3 separate regions of the Mus musculus genome follow, and regions 1 and 3 are each linked to region 2. The links are chromatin loops, found by intact Hi-C in ENCODE. Cell type or tissue: left cerebral cortex. All regions are shown on one strand.

Region 1 (8,000 bases), 47 kb before region 2:
CACCCTGCAATCGCAGCATGCAGAAGGCTAAGGCAGAAGGACTGAGAACTCAGGGTACCAGGCCAGTTTGTGCTACATACTGAGTCAACATAACGATGTGGGTGGGAGGGGGAGGCAGAGAAAGAACTTGTTCGGAAAAATAAAAGGCTGGAGCACAGTGGGTGCTGGCTACTTAAACAGTACTCATAGCAAGTAACACAATGAGGTACCAGCTTCCCGAGTTCTGTCCTCTTCTCATCTGAGACTCTGGTGGCAAGAGAGATGGCAGCCACTCGACGGGGCTGGGTCACAGCGATGATGCCCTGGCGGCTAATTCCCCCTTCATAGAGGTACTGTGGGATCTGAGTTGTTTTCCCAGAGCCAGTTTCCCCTAGGAGAGAAGAGAAACTCTTATTCAAATGAGACTAAGGGAAACCAACAGCTCACAGTCAGGAAAAACAAAATCTTAAAAGGAAACACTGAGTTGCTAAGCCTCAGGCAAATGGGCACCTGGGAGGTGGCTGGCGAACAGTCACTGTCACTCTTTCCCCGGAGGCCCAATCACATTTCAAACACTTTTAGAATGGGCTGGACATGGTGACAAGTGCGCTTAATCACAGCAGACAGAGATAGGAGGATCTTTTTGAGTTCTAGGTCAGCTTGGTCTACACAGTCAGTTCCAGGACAGCCAGAGCTACATAATAGACAGACTGTCAAACAAACTGTTCATATACTTTGGCTCCAAATTCCACTTGCCGAAATTGAGTCTAAGAAAACAAACATGTTTTAATTTAATTTGCCCCATGATAGCAAAAACAAAATGAAAAACAAAACAAAAACCCCAATCAAAACTGGAAACATGTATAATGGTAGGTAACTGGTGTAGTTACAACAGATGAGATACGACAGTCATATAGCTTGATAAAAACTGATACGACGAGATGTCCATTCATAGACTGCTCGCCCTTTGCTCTGGCTGCTGCTTGCTGCTCTCGTCAAACCTTCTGCCTCTGTATACCCTACTGTGGGTACAATACCTACCTGCCTCACTAACTGGCAAGTTCAAGGATGAGTCAGCCTGCAAGCTCTCACCCTCTGGGCTGTACCAGGGGGCCTCATCTCTAGGATCCTTAGTGCCTGCTTCATCTCTCTCCTAGCACTGATTATTCCAAACAGTACAGAAGTATTTTTTCTTTGTTTGTTTTTCAAGACAGGGTTTCTCTGTATAGTCCTTGCTGTCCTGGAACTCACTCTGTAGACCAGGCTGGCCTCGAACTCAGAAATCCCCCTGCCTCTGCCTCCCAAGTGCTGGGATTAAAGGCGTACACCACCACGCCTGGTTCAAACAGTACAGAAGTACTTAAATGTTTCTGCCCTAATTCCAGAGGGCAGACGCTCTCTTCATAGGCTTAAACACTGCACAGAGCAAGCACTCAATGAAGGCTGTTTCCTGTGTATGTCTGTTGGTACCTCTAAAAGCACCTGATTAGAACAACTCAGGAAACTTGCACACCCTTCTTTGCCATGGCTTATCCTCTTTAACAGGTCCATGAGTCTTACATTTTCTTCCAGCTCCCGGCCTGCTTCTGACCACTCACCTTTCCAGACTTAGCCAAGGCTCTCAGACCAAGAATCTGATTATCCTGCATTTTCCTACTGAACCCTCCACACAACCTCAGACATAGATCAATGCCTCTTGTGCATCTTTCCCACTCCTATTCCAGGGCAACTGACTATTGCTAAAATAGAATATGCCAGCCATACAAACAGAGGGACAAAATTCACCTGGGCATCAGCTTTACAGTCCATCTTGTTCCTGTTTTTGCAGCCTGTCTTCCGTCTCCATCTCCCCAAAAGCCTACTTGAGGCTCTGGAACTTTTGTTTTCCTCAGAACTCTTGGATCTTCTCAAATGTGACTTCAAAAGAGACAGCCTTTCTCCTGTGCCAGGTGGGCTCTCCATAACTCCTGATGCCCGGCACTGCGCCCCCATCTCTGAAATTTCCTAAACTTTGATCCATTAGTTCTATCTATCTTCAGTGTCCTCTCTGCTCAGTTCGCCAAAATCTGTGACTATTTACAAGTGCCTCAGCTTCCCTTGGTTGGCCAAAGCAGAAACCTGTTTCCACTGCCTTCATTCTTTCACCTCCTAATTACTCCTCAGTCCAACGCCAGATCTGTTCTTAAAGTTATTTTGAAAAAATTCTTAGTGGGAGTTGCAATCAATACTACATATCCAACGTGCACTCCCACGCCCCACCATGTCTACATATTGTTATGGAACTTCCCTCCTTAGCACTCTATTCCACTGACTGCCAGTACTCCAGTCTCTTTCTCGCTTATGACATTCCTTCGGGAACTCCTCTATCGTCAATACTGTAGCAAAGCCACTAGAAGTCAGTCCCTGCCTTCGAACACTGCCAAGTTCTTCTCGTACACAAGAAATTGGTTCTCGCCAACTGAATTCTTTCTGGCGCCAGTCTCTCCGTCCTCGCTTAGAATGCCGGTCCCCAGGGACCCGCTCCGCAGCTGCCTCCTCAAAAGCCTTGGTGAGGCCCATCCTGCAAAGCTCTCTGAGAGCCTCCGATATGCTCCCCACGCCTCGTCACGGAAGGCGAATATCCTCAAACTCACAGAGCGCGGTCAGCGCCGGCAGGGTAACTCTGTCCGCCTCTTTCCAGAGGTCCCTGTCCACACCGGGCACTGAAACCCTTTCAAGTTTGTGGAAGAAACCAACGCAAAGAAAGTGAGAAGCCCCTAAGAAACCCCGCCCTCGTGCACAGAGCCAGGGATCTAGAGCAAGGAAGATCCACCAAAGCCGCCACTCACCGATGAGGACCGCGTTGTCCAGGTTTCGGAGCTGAGCCAATAGCTGCCCCCGCGCCCGGAAGATGGGCAGACTCCGGCGCTGCAGCTCCAGGGCCTCGCGGTAGGGACTGGCCGAAGGCTGGGCCAGCGGCGGCGTCTGCCTCCGGCCTCCTCCAGCTCCGCCGCCGCCGCCAGCCGTCAACAGCATCACTACTCGTCTCCCGGGAGGGCAGGAGCCCGGCCGGAATCTCTTAGCGGGCGGGAGGCTCGCCTCCTCCGGCATGTCGGGAGGACCGCGGCCGGAGGCAGGGACGCAGACAGTTCCGCTCGGCTGGGGACAGCAAGCGCGCACCGCCCCTTTCTCGCCACGTGCAGGCGTGCTGGGCGACCACCGATGACCTCACAGCCGCCTCCTGCCTTGAGGAAAGGAACTGCAATTCCCAGCATGCGCTGTGCATTTACATCCTGTGAGAGCAAGGTCGGAGGTGCGACCGAAAAAACGGCCCGAGTAACAACAGGGGACGATAGCTGTGTGGTTCCCTAGGGTCTTGTTGCGTAATGACGTTGTCCTAAACTCTCATTTCTATCCAATAAAAATGACTGTCCCATCTCGGGCTCCAACAATAGTCACGTTTTAAGGCAATTACTTATTTCTGTAAATCTAACGAGGAACACAAACATTTACTCTTCTAAACAATGTACGTTTTAAGGTACCCACTGGTAGCTCCGATTTATAAATGTAGAAAGTGAAATTTTCTGAGACTAAAGTCATTTCGGATGCTGCAAAGAATTTTGAAAATGCTACTAGTGAGTATCTTCAGTTACGGAAAGGTGAATTCTATGATTCTGATATCATGTAATTTCCCCACAAAGTGATAGGCTCAAAAAATACAAGCAGAAATAAAAAAGAAAATGAGTGGAACTAAAATTGCCTTAACTCACCTCCCAGTCATTCCTACTAGATTTTCAATCTTTACACAGCTTTTCAGCCCTATTGTATACACCTTAATCAGTGCGAGTATTCACTACTCCTGCAGAAAACTTGTACATAACCAGTTCTTCCTTCCTGTTCAATTACAAGCTCTTAGATGCTTTGCTAATTCAACACAGAAAGACAGGCACAGAGTGAATGGGTGGTTACCTTTGCTTTTTCATCTTTGGAGGGTGTGGGCGTTTTGTTTGGGAGTATGTTCCTGCACTACTTGCTTGCAATGCTCACATGGAGGTCAGAAGAGGGTGTTGGATTCCCTGGAATTGGAGTTACAGCCAGTTGAGCCTCCATGTGTTTGGAACCCGTAGGGTTCTCAGTGCCCTCGCTGTCCCCGATTGTGTTTCTTTTTTTTTTTTTTTTAAAGATTTATTTATTTATTTATTATATGTAAGTACACTGTAGCTGTCCTCAGACACTCCAGAAGAGGGAGTCAGATCTTATTGGTTGGATGGTTGTGAGCCACCATGTGGTTGCTGGGATTTGAACTTCCAACCTTTGGAAGAGCAGTCGGGTGCTCTTACCCACTGAGCCATCTCACCAGCCCCCGGATTGTGTTTCTTATACAGAATGTGGCGTTCTATAATTCTCAACTCATGTGAAGGCTATCCATCAAATTTGGTATGCAGACCTGTTTTTTTTTTGTTTGTTTTGTAAAAAAAAAAAAAAAAAAAAACCCAGATGTGAATCTGTCTGTTGTGGAATCCGGTATGGCCTGTGGCTTTGGTCCTGTTGAGATGCTTTAAAGCCTTTTAAAGAATATCTGGGTCCCCCGTGAAACTTTACTACACGCAGGTTTACCAGGAAATTTGGGTAGGAATGGGATTAATGACTCTCATCTTTTACTAAGTCAGCCCATTCAAGATGAATCATGTCAGCTAAACTTACACTGTTAGATGAGAACACGGAACATCTCTGTATAGTTATCTAAATAACATTTACAATATGACCTTAATAAATGTATCTAAGAAGCAAAAAAACAAGCAAACAAACACCCCCAAATCCCAGTTATAGTTTTTATTTAGCTTCTGACAGTACACTAGGGGTTACTAAAAAATGTGTGTGTTTAGGATGTACACGAAGAATGTACTGACTTGGGAATGGAGACAGGGCTTGGGGTTAAGAATGCTCACTGTTGAGAGAACTCAAATTTGTTCCCTCACACCCATGCCAGGCAGCTCACCATCTCCTGAAACCCCTGCCCTAGAAGATCCCGTACCTCTAACCTCAAGGTAACCCAAACTTATGTGCACATACCTATATAAAGACACATATAAGTACATGTAATTTTAAATAGTAAAAACAAATCTTACAAAGAATAAGTTGACATGTTTTCCACGCGCCTCCCCCCACCCCCATGTTGATTTAGGAAGGCAAGCAAACCCTTAAAAGAAAAATAACTTATGTCAAGTTATGGGCCTTGAGTAAACAAAATAATAGGTAGCTGCACATTCGAAGCAACCCAACGTGGGAGTATTATAAATTACAGGAGTCCAAATAGGCCATCTGAGTGAGTGAAATCACCTCTTGGTAAGTAAAACACCTCTTTAAAAAAACATACATTGTGTGTGTGTGAGTGAAAGAGAGAAGCGGGGGGAAGGTCAGAGAACAAATCATGGCAGTTGCTTCTCTCCTGCTATGTGGTGGCCTAGGGATTGAAATCTGGTCTTTAGGCTTGGTGGTGTTATTACCTCTGGAGGCATCGGACACCCCCCCCCGCCCCCCCGCAAAGTCCACTTATCTAGAAGCACTCACTAATCATATGCAACAGTTATCATGCAAGCATTTTTTTTTTAAGAACAAGAAAAGAAAAACAAAAATTTTGGTGTTTTTAAAGTATTGGCTCAGAGTTTGTTTGTTTTTTTTTTTTAAGGTGGAGATAAAACCTAACACTTTTGTAAGGAACTCATTCCTGGTAACCCATTTACTCAGCAGTAAAATGATCAGAGTTGGAAACTTAAATCTTTCCCTGCATGTTGCTCACTTGCCCTTCAGTGGCGGTCTGAAATCTGTTGCCCCTCCAAAAAACTCTCTTGTGGCTCAGTGGCTTTCATATTGAGAAGCTCACATACTAAGCATTCAAAAGAATATTCTGATTATTCCTCCAAAAGATGATCTGTCAGACACATTTCACTCTTATCTGAGGTGGCCAAGTCTGTCGAAGTAACTCCCTGGTCCGACCATGACCCTACCAGCTCACGGTCTCCTCCGATTGCAAGGCCACCAAATCATTGCTCCTCAATCAAGGTCAGTTTTGTTCCATCCTGTTTCCAGAAAGAATATTAAACCTTAGCAATCAGGTCCAAGTTTGGATACATACACATCGATTCTTTCATAATTAAAAATACAAGATAATAGTTTGCTGATCAATAAACAAAGTATTTATTCAGCACCCATGTGCCAAGCACAGTGCTAGGCACTGTGGTGGATACAAAAATTAAGACATAGTCCCTGCCCTTAAGGAGCTTACATTCTCATGAGGGGAACAAAACTAACATACATGTAGCAGCTAAGAACAGTACAAGACAATATATGATTTGGTATAGGAATTTTAGCACAGATTTGAAGCTTCATAAGGATTTAAAGAAGACAGTGAAATAGGCCTTAGTTTTAAGAGTTTAGTGTCAAGGTCTTGAAGAAACTTAAATCGACGTTCCTGCAAGGGAGAAGTAGGAGCAAGGTTCAGAGAAAAGACACAAAATATGCATTTGATAAGGGCTAAGACGTGATTGCAGACTTCGGAACAGAGCGGCTGAACGAGACAAGCAAGGTTCAAGAACTTGAATCAAACTCAAAACAGTAAGTAGTTTAGTCATCCCGAGAGGATGGAAGGGCAGGATCTTAGCTAACACAGATAGAACTCACCCGAGAAAGGAAATTATAGCCACAAAATAAACAGTGGCCGAAGGCATGACAATTCTAGGAAGCATGTTATGCCAACATGCCAATAGCTCCAATGTTTCCTAATTCCTCCCAGAGGACTCTAGAGACAGTGTTATGGTTCCATTTCAAGATCCAGGATGTGGACGCTTTGCCTCACGCAAGTACAAAAGAAATATAAAAGACAGGAGGACACAGAGGGACAGAAAAAGAAGTGGAAGAAACAAGTAAAAATTCATAGTGAAAAAAACACACCAAAGTATATAAAATCTATCTCCTATGGAGATGCAATTGGCATGTCCATTCATTTTTAAATGAACATATACTGTATTCCTGTAACAACGAAACAAAATGCCCTATGCTTTAGGTGTGCTTTTCGGATATTTCTGATACAATCAATCCAGGAAATGGCTCAAACTGTATTCATGTAAGTTTAAGCGGTCACAGAATCCCATAATGCAATCTCACTTTTCTGCTGACTCATATCGCAAAAAGGAAGTGTGTTTTGGAAGAATTGGAATTGAGAGGTTGGCTGGGGAAGTGAGGACTTTCCCTTGTGTCCCAGTGAGCACAGGGATCTTGCCAAACAACACAGGGCCAGGGACCTGCCAAACTACTAAGAGGCCAAGTGACTGAAATCAGCACTGCCAGGAGACAGTGTGTCACACAGCATGGTGTTCTACCACTAGGAATTCACACCCTAACAATAATCCAAAATATATTTTCTGTTTTCAGTCACTAATATGTATAGGTATTCACTGTTTAAAATGAAAATAGCTGGTGGAGAGATTTTAGAATTAAAGATCGGTCACAATAACTCCATGAACTAGCTAAATCTAAAATTAACTTAGGGAAAATAAATAAAACCTTAAAGAAACCCATTTCTGGCTTAAAAGCAAGCAATAATAATAAAAATAAATTCCTAAAAGTTACTGACAAGGCCTTCTTGAACAAAAACAATTATCAAACTTAAGAATCCCATAAGGATCATACAATCTAAGATTGTCATTAAACGTTAAAAATTTTTAAACAAGACAAAAGCAGTCCCATTGGCCCACGTCCCATAGAGTTACAATGGTCTTCAGTGATTTACTAGTACCGTACTCATTCCATTCCTTATCGAGTTCCACTTAGTCATTAAAATACTTTCTACCTCAAATGTATCTGAAACTTTCCACCTAGAATGTTTACTAGAGCTTACTTAAGCCTATGCTAACCTCTGAGAAAATCTCATCTGAAAAGCAACTCAGCCTAAACAGGATGACCCAGCCTGGGAAGTCCTGTGCCTCTTTGACATTTATGAAAACTGTCTGAGGCCATCTTTCTGAGCTCTGATAAAGCAGCAT
Region 2 (8,000 bases):
GAGTGCTGCCAACCACCACAACCCTGGCATCTACTTCTGACTAAGCCCCGGCCTTCTTCTCCCCTACTGGTCCAGAAGTGTTCCTCTTCCCAGCATCTCTCCAGTTGAGAGAAGAGTCTAGCTTAAAAGATGGATGGGCAGGGGAAGGGAGGTGATTTCTAGGTCTTAGCAGCTGATAATGGGGCATGAGTTCCTGATATAGAGTCTGAAGCACGCTCTAGGATAGCACTGGAACCCAATCCTGTGAAAGAAGAAAGCAGGGTACCCCTCCCCTAGATTCTAAGCATGAAGATTTCCCAAGGGACATTGCTCTTTCTAGTAGGGAACCTGCTTTGTCCCATCTTAGAGATGGGATAGAAATGATGGTCCTATTATGATGCTTCAAGTTGGTCACCTTCACATACCTGACTGTAGTCTGTGCTCCTTGAGTGAGGATGGGTTGATTCATTTCTCCTTTATCCAGACCTTAAGTAGAGACTTTCACATGTGGTTTCCTATACACAGAGTTGTTCTTTCCCTCAGATGTCTGGGAAAACTAGGGCTGTTGATAAGATATCCTTGCCTCCAGTCTAACTCATCTGAACTTGAACTAAGGCCACATGGTTCTCCTCTTGGCCATGTCTCTGTGATCTCCCTCATCCCCACATCTCCTTAGGCACCCACGTTACAACTGAGATCATCTTGACTCCTTTTAAAATCAACGTGTTTTGAATGTGTCTATCAAGGTTCACTCTAAAGTTAATCTCCAATGCACCCATGCTGGGAGGAGAGAAATAGGAGGTATTCAGGACTTAAGGGCTCTGCCTTAGTCAATGGTTGGTGTCATTACCACAGGAGCAGATTCCTGGGATCGTCACAAAAGCCAGCTGATCCTCTCATCGTACTCTCTGGTCCTTCCCTGTTTTGCCCTGGGATGTCAAAAACAAGAACTCTAGATGCAGAGCCCACAGCTTTACACTTCCTAGTCTTTAGAGCTCTATCTAGCAAATGATTTCACTCTTTTCAACGTATCCAGTCATTGGTAAAGTAGCATAAGAAGAACTAGGACAATGACCCACCCTGACAGCCCCTCCCAAATGTCTGCTGAATACTTGTTCAGTGAATGGATGGATAAGTTTCCTATGTTTATAGGAAGGCATGTCTGGTAAGGCATAACAGACAGGAACTTGGGGGACAGATAGATTTCATACTCATAACCTGAAATGTGTCAAACTGGGAGAACATAGAGCTAAACACATTCCCTAGGTGGAGAAGCTGATATTCCTGTCTGAAGAGTCCCTCTTTTTTTTTTATTAGATATTTTCTTCATTTACATTTCAAATGCTATCCCGAAAATCCCCTATACCCTCCCCCTGCCCTGCTCCCCTACCCACCCACTCCCACTTCTTGGCCCTGGCGTTCCCCTGTACTGGGGCATATAAAGTTTGCAAGACCAAGGGGCCTCTCTTCCCAATGATAGCCGACCAGGCCATCCTATGATACATATGCAGCTAGAGACACGAGCTCTGGGGGGTACTGGTTAGTTCATATTGTTGTTCCACCTATAGGGTTGCAGACCCCTTCAGCTCCTTGGGTACTTTCTCTAGCTCCTACATTGGGGGCCCTGTGATCCATCCAATAGCTGACTGTGAGCATCCACTTCTGTGTTTGCTAGGCCCCGGCCTAGTCTCACAAGAGACAGCTATATCAGGGTCCTTTCAGCAAAATCTTGCTGGCATTTACAATAGTGTCTGCGTTTGGTGCCTGATTATGGGATGGATCCCTGGGTGAGGTAGTCTCTGGATGGTCCATCCTTTCGTCTTAGCTCCAGACAGGAGTCCCTCTTCTAACACAGGGTGTTTGTGTGTATATGTGGGGAAAGATGGGTAAGGGAGCACACTGGCTTTCACCAAACATCCCTCTATATCTTTCTCTGCCTTTGGTGGCAACTTCTTTATTATTCCAGTGTTCTGGCTTCACAGTGGAACTGGTGGCTGTGTGTTATCATCTGCTGTGACCAGAGGACTTGACAACCATTTATAAAACAGAACAGAACAAAACAAAACAAAACAAAACAAAACAAAACTTCTGTTTCCTACAAAGGGATTTAAGCAGGAACATTGTTTGATTCTATTTTCACTATTAAAAAACAAACGAAGCCAGGCAGTGGTGGCGCACGCCTTTAATCCCAGCACTTGGGAGGCAGAGGCAGGCGGATTTCTGAGTTCGAGGTCAGTCTGGTCTGCAAAGTGAGTTCCAGGACAGCCAGAGCTATACAGAGGAACCGTGTTTCGAAAAAAACAAAAACAAAACAACAAACAAACAAACAAACAAACAACAGAACAAATGAAACCAAAGCAACCTATCTCATGCCTGTTGCTATGGTTTCCTAGTTTCTTCATGTCTTTATTTGTCTCTCCTGCCATCCCAGGACTATCTTCCCCATCCCTGAGCTCTGGACCAGCCATAGGATCTCAGTTTGGGACACCCATTACCATTCTCTGTGAGCATCTTGGGATTCTTTTTCTTTAGAGCCTTCAGCTTCCCCATCACCTAGTCACTCAGAGGGCTCTGGCCCAAGACAAGGGAAGCCACACTTCCTAGAATACGCTGAGGAACAAGGACTCAGTCACAGTTAGGTTCCCCAGAATTGGGCTCTGAGACAAAGCAGTGAGGGAGCTTATTGGGATGTGTCTCTTGGCCAACACTAGGACAGAGGAGGGAGGGCAGTAGCCAAGGAGAGAAGGAAATGTAGCTGTGATGTGTCAGTGAAGTCTTGGCCAGGTTGTAGGCAGGTTCAGACTGGACGAGGCCTTTGGAACTATCTAGAGTTGTTCTTTTATACCCTTACATGGACCAGACACTGGATACGAACCATCCTAAAAAGGAGACCGTGGATGAGGTAGGATTTTTTTTTTATGATTTATTTATTTATTTATTTATTTATTTATTTAATGTATGAGTGTTCTATCTGTATGTACACCTGGATTCCAGAAGAAGGCACCAGATCTTATTATAGGTTTCTGGGAATTGAACTCAGGACCTCTGGAAGAGCAGCCATGCTCTTAACCTCTGAGCCATCTCTCCAGTCCAGATGAGGTGATTCTTATGAGTAGAGAGCATTCTTGCAGCCATCAACATCTCAGTGATGGGGTGGGGTGTCATAGCTTTGTCACTGAAGGGACTCTGGACAGTTGTTTAAAGAGAACACAGAAGGTCTGTGTTCTAGGAGTTTATAAAACAGAATCTTGGTTATGTCTTCCAGCCCTTTTCGATGCTGGAGATGAAGGCTATGTTCTCACACACACATGCTCTCTATTGAGTCCCAACCCAGGCCCTGGATTCCGTTCCCACAGGCTTCAAGTCCCAGAATTGATTTAGGAAATGGCCATCTTCCCTGGGCCTCCATGTCCATGACAAGGGTTACTATCACGTCCTCTAAGGCTGCCATGAAGCAAGGACAAGGTGGGAGGAGAAGAATCCTACACTTGAGTGAGGCTGTGCAATGTCACCATTGCTAATCCTTTGGGCTACCCACCCTGTGGAGGGAGAGGAGCCCTTGAGGCTGAAGCTTGTTTCTATCTCTAGGAGGGAAGGAGGCAGCTAAGATTTGAAAAGTAACTGAGATATGTCCTGAAAGCAGACCTGTGGCAGAGGCCAGCACTGGACAATCTTGTCAGCAAGTGGGAGACAGTCATGGGCTGGGCCGTTTCTACAATCGGTGAGTTCAAATTCAGGCTCTTCGTTGTTATGTCCTACTCTGTCTATTCCTTTAGGCTTGAGAGTTTAGGTTTAGGTTTTCCTGGTGGGGAAAGTCATGAGCCATAGGTTTCCTGAACCCTCTCTGCCAAATGGAAGACCAGGAGGGCTCTGGACACAGGGGTCTAGAGCCTTCCGTTGTTCCCTGAGTACATAGCAGGGGGGCTCTGTTCCTCTAGGCTCATGCTGGGGAACTAGAAGGGAGAAGAAGCTGGAAGCATGGAAGTAGAGAAGGGCACACATGAGGGAAGCTTTCCTGGTTTGCGTGCCTATCAAGGGCATGGAGCTTATTTCATTTCAGCATCACAAGGTCCACTCAAGGCTCCTTTAAGGCTCTCTGTCTGCCCAGGGCTTCCTGAGACATGGGAGCTCAGGAACCACACAGCTCTGAGAGGAAGCATCCTCAGCAGAGGGATTGCAGCTCCCAGGGTGTGTCTCCCCAGCTGAGCTCAGGAGCTCAGGAGCCTCAGCCCTGTTCCTCTTTGCTTCTTCTTGTCTTCTTCTAATGAGAGAATCACATCACAGACTTATTTTAAAGAGATTTATTGGAGGATCCAGGGTGTGGAGGGATGAATTCAGGGATGGCTGCCCTCTGTGGCCAGGAGTGAACAGCAGGGAAATGGACAATGGACAGGGCTTATATAGGGTTTCTGAGGGGGCGATTTTCAGGGCAGAGATTTCCAGATTGAGGATTGATGGGATTTCAAGTCCTGAGCTTGGACATGTCAGGAATTTGTGGGTATTCCTGTTCAGAAATTGGTGAGGTTTTGTGCTCAGAGATTGGTCGTTTGAGTGGCTGCTTGCAACCCCACTAATCTGGCTAAGATAGGAGATGTTATGTAGGAAGATAGGGAGCCCAATGCAGCTTTTCTAGAGAAAATTGTGACAACATTCTGGATTTTTAACCCTACCCTGCTAGACCTGGAGTCACCAGAGAACAAGTCAGCAATGATGGTAACCTTTGCCAATCAAACAGTAACAGACATAAAGAGTAAGTCACAAAGAGTAGATAAGATACAAGAAAAGTCCCTACAAAAAATGTTGGAAAGTAAATAATAACCAAGAGTCTCCTGAAGACAAAACAGGCCTGATCCAATGCCATACAAACACAGGATTAGGCTAAAATCTTCCTGGCCACTGCAGCTGACACGAATGTGGAAAAACAATGACAACTGTGACATCTAGTGGATGACAAAGGTAAGAGATCATCAAGAACAGCTATGCCCCAGCTTCCAAACAAAAACCAATCTACATATTGTAATAGATAGGACATTAGGTCAAAGATTGCCCTAAGAACCCTCCAGAAAGATAGAAGGATTGCAAAAGTGCTGAACATAGAACTAAGTGACTAGGGGAGATGGGTTTTCAGCCTCCTTCCCGAACCCAGGGTGACCATCAAAGGGGAAGGGAAACCTATCAAGCTTCTTTTTTTTCCCCACTTTTTATTAGGTATTTAGCTCATTTACATTTCCAATTCTATACCAAAAGTCCCCCATACCCACTCACCCCCACTCCCCTACCCACCCACTCCCCCTTTTTGGCCCTGGCGTTCCCCTGTACTGGGGCATATAAAGTTTGTGTGTCCAATGGGCCTCTCTTTCCAGTGATGGCCGACTAGGCCATCTTTTGATACATATGCAGCTAGAGTCAAGAGCTCCGGGGTACTGGTTAGTTCATAATGTTGTTCCACCTATAGGGTTGCAGATCCCTTTAGCTCCTTGGGTACTTTCTCTAGCTCCTCCATTGGGAGCCCTGTGATCCATCCATTAGGTGACTGTGAGCATCCACTTCTGTGTTTGCTAGGCCCCGGCATAGTCTCACAAGAGACAGCTACATCTGGGTCCTTTCAATAAAATCTTGCTAGTGTATGCAATGGTGTCAGCGTTTGGATGCTGATTATGGGGTGGATCCCTGGATATGGCAGTCTCTACATGGTCCATCCTTTCATCTCAGCTCCAAACTTTGTCTCTGTAACTCCTTCCATGGGTGTTTTGTTCCCAATTCTAAGGAGGGGCATAGTGTTCACACTTCAGTCTTCATTCTTCTTGAAGTTATGAAACAAATGGTCCTATCAAGTTTCTAATAGGTGCAAGAGCTTGACATTCAGTCCTCATAGCGGTGCATGGAAAATTGTCAAACAGAAAGTCATGGGTACAAGCGGCTAAAGGCATGAACCAATACACATAGATTACCCAAAAAATTGCAGACCTCTGAGCAGGCTGATTATCTCACCCTTTTAAAACCATGCCAAATGTCCCTACCCCTTAGTAGGAAGAGACTTACTAACCAAAATTGGGGCTCAAATGACTTTTGACCCTGAGGGGATTTTCATCACAGGTAGAGATGGACGGCCAATACCGGTCCTCATTTGATCTTTAGAAGATAAATACAGACTACACTGAAGTATTGAGGCCACTAGAGAAGACATCTCCATATGGCTACATGCTTGATGGGCAGAGGTATATGGGGACAGTATGATTCTGGGACTGTCTGGGCCTCAGCCTTACCTGCCTACACTTAAGCCCAATGAGCAGAGTTGATTGCCCCGACAAAGGCCCTCAACTTGGACAAAGAAAAGCAGGTTAATATTTATACAGATAGCAGATAGGCCTTTGCCTTTACACGTGTTCATGGGGGCCATCTATCAAGAGAGGGGACTACTTATGGCAGGGAGAAAGACTATCAAAAATAAACAAGACATTTTAGACTTATTACAGCCATCTGATTACCCAAAAAGTTGGCAATAATTCATTTCCCTGGCCACCAAAAGGCAACTAATGAGGAGGCCAGAGGCAATCAAAAAGCAGATGCAGCCACCCTTAACCCTATCCTGGCCCTAGATTGCCAAATCCTGGGCCACCCACTGTACCAGAAAAACCTAAATATTCTAAGGACATTGCTTACATGAAAAAGAAATGGCCTATGTGTCACAAGTGTAAAGACTGGTGGCTCACTAGAGGTGGTAACTTAATCCTGCCTAATGACCTCACTAAGAAATTGCTCCAACATATCCACCAGACTGCCCACCTGGGTACGAGGAAACAGGATCTTATTCAACACGTGGACTTGAAGGTTTTTCACCTAAAGTTTTTAGTGGAACAAATTGCCTCTAAAATGTTCACCTACAAACTCACAGATGTAGACCATCAACACAAAGAAAGGGGTTCTCAAAAAAGAGGAATCAGACCATTAAGAAATAGACTTCAGTAAGGTAAGACCAGGCAAACATGGTAACTCCTGTTACTCACTTTTGGGCCCTACATCCTTAATAGCCTGGTTAATTTTGTCAAAGACCAAGTTGATACTGTACAACTCTTGGTCCTTAAGTCTCAATATCAAGCATTAAAACTTAAGACCATAGATACTAATGTCCTTTTTAGGTGCGTGTGAAAGGGGGAATAGAGAGCCCAACTGAAATGAAGAGTCCAGCTTTATTTTACAGATTCTATTTTGCTTTCAGACTCCATTTTATAAATAATGAGCCCTCTAAATGAACTCAGCTAATAGAAAAACACCAATTTGTTCCAAAAACGATGTCACCTTGACAACAATCACAATACCCCCAGGCAAATAACCACTCCATTCCTAGCAACAACCAATTAGTACTTAAGGAAAAAGTACCTAATGTCTTAAAGTAGATTAATTAAGCTAGCAACCATTGTTCATACCAAGCTAAAATCATAATTAGCCAACAAAAGTGCACCAAACAAATGCCAACCAATTATATAACTGCCAAATTGAAAAGTCCCTCATCCTACTCCATGATAAAAAGTCAAGGCTTGTACCAGGTCAGGACCTTCCATACCTTTCACCGTTCTAGAGAGGTTAGAAGGTCCAAACTCGAACTTAAATACTCTACTTTTATGTACAAGTTAGACTACTGATGTCTCTAGTGGTCTTTGGACACCTCAAGATATAGACATATCTTTGTGAATCATTTTTTCCTGCCTGTTGTCGAGCCTTCAGGGAATCACCACAAAATTACACAGCGATAACACTCAGTATCTATGGTCTTAATTCTTCAATAAAAAGACACAGACTAATAGATTGGATTAGAAAACAGGATCCACCTTTCTGCTGCATCCAAGAAACACACCTCATCAAACATTATTTTGGCACAAACTGGAATTATCTGGGAGGAGGAACCTCAAGAAAAGGCCTCCATCATATAGATTGTAGGTAAGTCTGTAGGACATTTTTTGATTAATTAATGATTGATGTAGGAGAGCCCAGCTTACTGTGGGCAGTATCACTTCTGGACT
Region 3 (8,000 bases), 69 kb before region 2:
CCCTACCCACCTCATCCTCAGGATAGTGACAGTCCAGTACAAGGGTCTTCTTGCCATCAGTCTTGGTAACTTCAACCACAAAGTTGGGAGTTGATGTCAGTTCTGGCTGGAGAGACAGGAATTAAGTCAGCATACACCAGTGCTGGGAGGGTGCACACACCTGGACCAATAGGAAGCTCAGAATGTCTGACAGCCATAGCCATTAGGTTACTATTAGCCATTTTTTAGTCTTAGGCTGTGGATAAGGCACTCAAATCTTCCAACAGAGCACTAAACAGTTTATCAATCACATGGGTCCAGAATGATATCTGCCGTCAGGCACAGCTAGCTATTTATTCTTCAGGGCTGTTTCTGCTCCCATACACTGCAGAGCACACAAGGCTGCAGCACAGACCTGGACCTCCTTCCCCTCTGACTGTTTTGGTGCACGATGGAGGCCTGGAACATATGGGCTCTAGCTAAGTGGCCATCTTAACCAGAAATAGCAGCAACTTCCTTTTACTGTGACCCAAGGGGCAGGCCTAAGGAGTTGGGTACAGGCTAGGACACAGAAGCACAGCAGGGGACTCAGCTCTTCATACACAAGACTGATATCTGCTTAGTTAGATAGCCTGGGGATCCTGTGGCCCTCAGTGGGGTATCTAGATCCAGCCATGAGGGCAGCAACTTAAGGAAAACATTTCAACTGGTCAAATGTTAAAAATATGTAAGGCCGGCCAGTGGTGGCGCACGCCTTTAATCCCAGCACTCGGGAGGCAGAGGCAGGCGGATTTCTGAGTTCGAGGCCAGCCTGGTCTACAAAGTGAGTTCCAGGACAGCCAGGGCTACACAGAGAAACCCTGTCTCAAAAACCAAAATAAAATAAATAAGGTTGAGCTGGAGTGACGGTTCACCCAGTAAAGGAGTTTGCTGCTGAAGCCTGAAGGCCTCCGTTCAACCCCGGGCCCCACATGGTAAGAAGGATGCAACTGCTTCCTACGAGCCCACACATTAGCGTCAAACATACAAATAAACATAATTTAAAGTCTCTAAGCCCCACCACCCCAGCCTTCCTATCTTGGTCACACGACGAGTGTTGACCATCCACTTGTCATCTTTCACACTGAAAACACTCCCAATGAGAGTTATCTGTAGACTAAGTCCTCCCATACCCCACACAGGCAGGGGTGGGCGGTCATAGCTCCTTTGTATTAAGAGGACACAGGCCAATAATGAAGCCTAAGCTCTACAGGGGGCCACACACTCTGAGAACATGGTCCATGCACAATCTACCTAAAAAGTTCCTCCTTCTCGGACAGAAAGACTGGCTGGCTGGAGTGTTACTAGCTTACCTCCTGTTCTTCAGCCTTCTGCCCCTGTGAGGGCTCCTCCTCACCATCAAATGTTGGAGGGATGCTGTTGTTGATGTTGAAAGTGACCGTGATCCTAGAACGGCAAGTAGAAGCACACTAAGGTACACTATTAGCACAGGAAGAGGGAGGCCTGCTGCGGTAGGGCAGGTGCGAAGGCACGCTAAAACAATGTCTCCATCCTAGCGAGCTGCACCAGGACTTAAACAGAACTTAAAACCAGCCTGGGTGCCTAAACCAACACGGCCATTAAACACCTTCTGAAGTGTTCATACAAAGTGCTACAAATTAAATGACTACAGCTGTGGATGTAGCTGCCAGGCTGGTGTCCCGGGGGTCTTTCCAGGGAAGCCATCTGCTCCAGGAAGCCTCACACGTGCTGCAGAGCAGATTCACTTTGCATAGTCACAAACTAGGAACTGAAACACCTAGTGGCTCTTCCCCCTTCTGGGGGATTCTGGAGCTCAAACAAGTACTCTGTGCGTGCCTGGCCGAAGTTCACGGCTGCACCCTGGCCCATGTGAGATGGTCAGAATTCTTATGTGACAGCACATGTTCTGAAATCAGATAAAATTCCTTTGCCTCCACACCTGCAAGCAGAAGTTCCAGGGCTACACTGATTCAGCAGGGCCAACTAACCCAAGCAAGAGGGTACTGGGTGCTGCTTCCCGGAGTTCATCTGGGCAATGCCTTGCTGCCACTTTGCCACCAAAAAAAGAATGGCAAGATGAAACCAGAAAGCATGTACAACCTGTGACAGCCCAGACTAAGCTGAGCCGGGTCAGTCAGTCTCCCTCTCTTGGCTTTTCAAGAGAGAGTTTCTTTGTGTAGCCTTGGCTGTTCTGGTACTTGCTCATAGACCAGGCTGGTTTGAACTCACAGAAATCCACCTACTCCGGCCTCCCAGGGTGATAGCATTATAGGCGAGCCCCTCCCTCCACTGCTCAGCCTGGCCTTGAACTTTCTTTCTTTTTTGGCTTTTCAAGACAGGGTTTCTCTGAATAGCCCTGGCTGTCTTGGAACTCACTTTGTAGACCAGGCTGGCCTTGAACTCAGAAATCTGCCTGCCTCTGCCTGGCTGGGATTAAAGGCGTGCGCCACCACGCCCGGCTAGCCTTGAACTTTCTAATCTACACACACACACACCTACCACTAGGCTTATAGGCCCCACTGGATAAAACTGCTTTCTTGTACACTGTGTTCCTAAAGCACCAGGGATGGATCCTGGGGCCTCACGCATGCTAGAGAAGCACTCAAGAGTCCAAGTAGACTTCTCTAAGGAAGGCCGTGGGCGACTGTGTAACACAGAACAGCACAAACAAGGGCTTAACGGTCTTAAGGGTGTGTGGTAGCACGTGCCTACAACCTCAGCACACAGGTGTCTGAAGGACCAAGAGTCAGAGGCTGGTCTGTGCTCTACAGCAGCAACACAGAGACCCTGTCTCAGAAATGATCGGTTTAGGAAAGCGAGAGCTAAGCTTGGCTAAGAACCTTCTACCTTTGTCTGATGGCCTTTCTACACTCTAACTTCTTCCTTAAAAGTTACATACCTTGCATTTTTAACTACTACAAACACAAGCCAGATGGGAGTTCTAAACAAATGAATTTATCAGTACTATTAAACATTAAAAAAAAAAAAAGTCCCAGCCCTTAGGTCCAGACTGGGCACAGCATCCCTCATTAGTAAGCCAGTGACTGCGCTTGTGGCTCCCAGACTCCCCTCTACACACCCTGGAGCTGCTTCAGGCCTCCTTAATAACCAAGCCCAGAAGTCTGTATTCATTCAGAGAATGCACTCCCTGGAACCTAAGAACTTTTCCAAGTAAATGCTTTCTTAAAAGCCATTTTATTGGCCAGCTGTGGTGGCGCACACCTTTAATCCCAGCACTCGGGAGGCAGAGGCAGGCGGATTTCTGAGTTCGAGGCCAGCCTGGTCTACAGAGTGAGTTCCAAGATAGCCAGGGCTACACAGAGAAACCCTTCCTCGGAAAAAAAAAAAAAACAAACAAACCCAAAAAAGAAAAGCCATTTTATCAAAGTACTGGGCCTAAGCTGAGGCTCTCCTGGGGATGGCCAGGACAGGGTGCTGTAGTCAGGGATTCCCGACTTGAGAACCCAGAATACAAGCCCTGGGCCACTTACTTTTCTCCGGCAACTTTGCGCAATAATTTAGCCTCCGTGCCGTTCACCTCCAGCTCCCAATCTCCAGACATCTTGGGAAGGGACTTGTGTTTCTGGATCTTCTTTTCTTCCTTAATTTCATCAGTCAAGAATTCAACGAAGGCCTTGTCTCCTAAAAGAAAAGCCAAGATGACCCAAAGGGAGAAAAGCCGGTTACCGATAGACCGGACTGTATCCATTCTTACGACACTAGCCCAAATCACTCCTTAAAACGTCCGTTTCTCACTCTATAAAAAGAGCAGGATATACTTACTGAGCTGAACTGATATTTATCATGAGATGGTTATTTCTTATCATGGACTCACTACTATTACTTCCCATATTAAACAAAAGAATTCCCAATTATCCTCTTTCTGGTTCCAAAAGACATAACCAACAACCACACTTTGAAACCACGACCCTACGGACTTTGCTAAGCCACATTTCCAAGACGCGAGAAGGGGGGGGAAGCTTTCGATCACGAGGGTCTGTTCCAAGCTGGGTGGCCGCACTCCGACTAGGGTGCGTGAACCTTACCTTCCGTGTGCAGAGCGCCACAGCCGCACGCGCAGGGAACCGGGGGCTGCAGGAGGCCAGAGCGCCGAGCCGAGCCGGCCCGTACGCTGAGCAAACCGAAGGGCCGGAGGCATGGCCGGGGCGCGGGCTGCAGGAGATGCCGAAGCGGCTGGGCCGGGATGGCGGTTCGGAGGCCGGAGGCGGCGGCGCCGAGGGCGCGGGGCACGCAACGCAGCAGAGGGAGCATCGCGGGGCGGACACGTGCAGAGGGAAGGACGACCGGGCCAAGGCACCGTGTGACCTCGCGCGCTGCCGGAAGCCCCGCCCTCGCCCGGGGAAGCGCTTTCCACCCCAGAGGACTGCAGTCATCCGGGCCGGACCGCGCCCTCTGCTGGGAGCCGCCAGTGCAGTCGGGGAGGCCTTGACTCAGCTACCTTGACCACCATGTCTCCCTTGCTGCCCACTCTCCCCAATTCACCTGCTTTTCTCAATCCACACCAAGCTTTGTTACCGCGGAATGCGTTCAGGTTCACCCCAACTCGCGCAAAACCGTATATTCAAAGATCACTTAACGATCTTCTGAAACCGACTAATTCTGGAAAGCCCAGGCTGACCTGCACGCAGTTGCTGTGGAGTGGACATCCTGGCCTCATTAGACATTAGATCCAGAATCCCAAGAACAGGATGAAGGATTTATGTTGGAAACCTTTGCACGCCCTAACAATTCATGGGCCAGTTTTAATGGACCATCGGTTTCCTGGGAGCAGGAATATATGGCTTACATCATAGGCGAGGCCCTTGGTCTTGCGAAGATTATATGCCCCAGTACAGGGGAATGCCAGGGCCAGGAATCGGGAGTGGGTGGGTTGGGGAGCAGGGGGAGGAGGAGGGTTTAGGGGATTTTTGGAGAGGAAACTAGGAAAGGGGATAGCATTTGAAATATCTATTAAAAAAAAAGAATCAAGGATAAGAGGCTGGAGATATGGCTCAGTGATTAAGAGCATTGTTGCTCTTGCAGAAGACTAGAGTTCTAGTTCCAGCATCCACATGCCTGCTCACAACTATCTAACTTCAGTTCCAGGGCAGCAGATACCAAAACACTCAAAGGTATTTAAAAAAAAATCAATCAATCAACCAATCAACAAAACCACTCCCCTCCCCAAACAAAACAAAACAAAACAAAAACCAACCAAATCACTCACACACACCCCAAAACAAACAACAAAAGCCCTGCTCATGCATTATAGTCCCAGCATCAGGGAGGTAGGCAAACAACTGAGTTTGAGACCTGCCTGGTCTACACAGCAGGTTCCAGAACAGTCAGGGTCACATGAAAAAGACTTCTCAAAAAAAAAAAAAAACAAAAGTAAATGCTGGATACCAAGACTTATCGAATGAATGGCAGTAAGAATAATGTTTAATATTCTAAACAGCATTCTTTAAATAAGGGAAAGGAGGCCCAACAAAAGAGGCCACACAGATCATTATACAAGATTCAGTTTTTATGGATTTGATAGTCAAAAGCAAATTTCGAGCATTATATACTAGAACTGTTCTTTTATGTTTGAGACCAGAGAGAACAGAGCACATGTCCAAATCCGCTTGTCAGTTTTCTACACTACAGCAGTCTATAGAGAATTGTTTCCCCACCGGTATAGTCTAGTTTATGTGCTCAAGGAATGGCATCTTAGATGCGCGGCCACAGTTCCAAACAGACCCTGGTAGCTGGAGCACAAGGATTTGTGCCACAGTAAATACTTTGCTGTTTTGGAATCCTGTTATAAGAGATGCAAATGTTCTCACAGGGATCCTGGTAATGGAACTGGTGCCCCGGGTGTCGCAGGCCACGGTTACCAAGAAGATAAACCCCTGCAGCACGCAGGGCTGTTGTGGAAGTTCATCTGTCTGTTGGAGGCTATTCTGTCCAGGCTGGAGTCTTCAGGTTGGAGAGTTTGCCAACTTGAAAAGTAGCTCAGGTTGTACTGCAGCAAAACCACAAAACATTTCACTTTCTTAAGAAAGCTTGAAGAGAGCTGTCCCTTTGGCTGAAGATAAGCATTAATTTCTTCGTAGTGATCTGTGGAGTCAGAATGGGGCTCCCACCTCATGTAATCCCTGAGCAGCTGTGTTGAATAGTAATTTTTAAAAAAGCTTAATAAAAAACTAAATATTCTATTAAAATCCCCCCACAATGTTAGAATGATAAACATATTTCTATACAGAAACATTGGGTCCTTAGAAACTGTATCCATCACTCCCTTTTCTGGGAGGTCCCAGTCCTCTGCAGCAGTCCCTCCAGGGTAAGGTCCTAGGCCTCACCCTGGAGCCAGTCACTGCAAGCTACTGTTCCCATGACCCAGAAAAGACCTCGATAGTTTACTGTTAGTTTACAGTGGAACAGAAACTGTTAATTGCTGGGGAATATATTGCCTCCTTGTTTTCTTTAACTAGCACGATGAATGTTCTTTTCAAAATACAAAAGTTCCTCTTACCAAGCAAGGCTAAATAAACCTTGCATAAATACAAAAAATACACTGAAAAAGAAAGCACATTCCGGAGAGCCTTTCAGAAGGTTGATAACGTGACCATTTCTATCCAAGTAGTCACGAGTACTCAGACAGCCCTAAGCACTGACTAAAAGCTTTGCCCACGGCTAGGGTTAGATAAAGCCTAGACCAGACTCAACAGACACAGCTGTGAACCAATGAGATCCTGGCAATGGAAGTGCCCAGCCAGGCTAGGCTCTCTGGAAAGAGCTTGCTGGACTCAAAGAAACTGCCCACTGTCTTCGAAGTGCCTTGAAGGCAGTTTGGCCCATTTGTTGCTTATAAATACAATTCACTGTATAAATGAGAAAATCCCAGTAGTACAGATGTGTTTGGACCGATTAAGCACAATAAAAGGGCTAAAACTCCCCCCCCCTTCAAACATTCTCTGTGAAAGTGTGTTCCTTCCCCTTCCTTCACTTAGATACAAGGCCTAGCCCAGGCTGGCCTAGGACTCGCAGCCCTCCCTTCTCAGCGGGGAGTGATTATAGGTAAGTAGTACCAAACTGGGGAATGTTTGCTCCTAGTCATCAGCAAAGATGACTCTTTTCCAACTGGGAAAAGGATGCCGAGGCTTCTCTAGTTCCCTCTAACAAGTGCAGACGACGAAGGTTTCAGATGGCGACTGGTTAGGAAGCAGCAAAGCTAATTGTCCCCAGGTTTCCGCAAAGGCAGACCACTGAAAATTAATAGCATCAAAAATACAAAGACTGGCCAGGTGGTGGTGCACACCTTCAATCCCAGCACTTGGGAGGGAAAGGCAGGCTGATCTCTGGGTTTGAGGCCAGTGTGGTCTATAGAGCGAGTTTCAGGACAGGCAGGGCTACACAGAGAAACCCTGTCTCAAGTGGTTTACCCCTTAAGAAATGAACAAACTAACAAACAACCCAAACTAAGACTAGGTGTAGGAGAAAGGACAAACTGATCCTCTGGCTTCCGAGCCGTCAGGTACCTCCTTCCTCTTCCCCATGTAGCAGCTCTGACTTGAACTCTCTTCCCTCACAGGCACACATTTGTAGGTGCTCAGTTAAAGAGAAAACTACCACGGGGCTTCAGAAGGCCACCACACTGAAAAGTTGGCTTCCTAGTTCCAGGAAACCTGCTGGTTTCCTGAAAGCACTGTTGGGGACATGCAGCCACAGAGGCACTGGGGACCAACCAAGGAACTACTTGCTGGCCTCTGCTTGGAGACAGACAAGACAATGTGCTACACCCTGAGCCATAAGGGTCAACAGGTCAGAATATACCTTACTCTGGAACTGTCTGTGGGAGTCAATTTTTTAATTTTCTATCTAAAATACACACAGGTAGACATTAAAGTAGAAGTGAGGGCTGGGGATTGGCTCAGTGGCAAAGTGTTTTGCATAGCATGCATGAGGCTCTGGGATCCACGGGAGAGGGAGTAAGAAGGGGGGAGAAACATTTCAAC

What was found. A loop is a pair of places that touch in the nucleus more often than their neighbours do. Peaks named below come from ENCODE experiments on the same cell type or tissue, not always from the same donor. Only the 100,000 strongest peaks of a DNase experiment are listed, where the experiment ranks them.
Region 1: a loop joins it to region 2, with 2.8 times the contacts of the local background. A loop is called at or near these places in 5 of 42 quality-filtered maps.
Region 3: a loop joins it to region 2, with 11 times the contacts of the local background. A loop is called at or near these places in 8 of 42 quality-filtered maps.

The regions. Positions count from the first base shown.
Region 1 is chr11:71,001,310-71,009,309 of GRCm38, forward strand. Dhx33 (DEAH (Asp-Glu-Ala-His) box polypeptide 33) reads right to left here and starts at 3,123. Exons shown (of 12, transcript NM_178367.4): 1 at 2,808-3,123; 2 at 210-370. The coding sequence starts at 3,069. It overlaps Derl2 (Der1-like domain family, member 2), which reads right to left. Exons shown (of 7, transcript NM_033562.4): 7 at 6,131-8,000. In left cerebral cortex, a CTCF peak has its summit at 3,212; DNase peaks (open chromatin) are centred at 119, 2,308, 3,219 and 3,861; H3K4me3 peaks cover 1,973 bases; H3K27ac peaks cover 1,317 bases.
Region 2 is chr11:71,047,862-71,055,861 of GRCm38, forward strand. No RefSeq gene overlaps it. Among named protein-coding and RNA genes, the nearest start is that of 6330403K07Rik, 18 kb to the left of the region's middle. In left cerebral cortex, a CTCF peak has its summit at 4,926 (motif pointing left); a DNase peak (open chromatin) is centred at 4,896.
Region 3 is chr11:70,978,679-70,986,678 of GRCm38, forward strand. It overlaps C1qbp (complement component 1, q subcomponent binding protein), which reads right to left and starts at 4,348. Exons shown (of 6, transcript NM_007573.2): 1 at 4,047-4,348; 2 at 3,492-3,642; 3 at 1,332-1,425; 4 at 11-106. The coding sequence starts at 4,272. It overlaps Dhx33 (DEAH (Asp-Glu-Ala-His) box polypeptide 33), which reads right to left. Exons shown (of 12, transcript NM_178367.4): 12 at 5,413-8,000. In left cerebral cortex, a CTCF peak has its summit at 4,409 (motif pointing left); DNase peaks (open chromatin) are centred at 4,370 and 6,694; H3K4me3 peaks cover 1,337 bases; H3K27ac peaks cover 687 bases.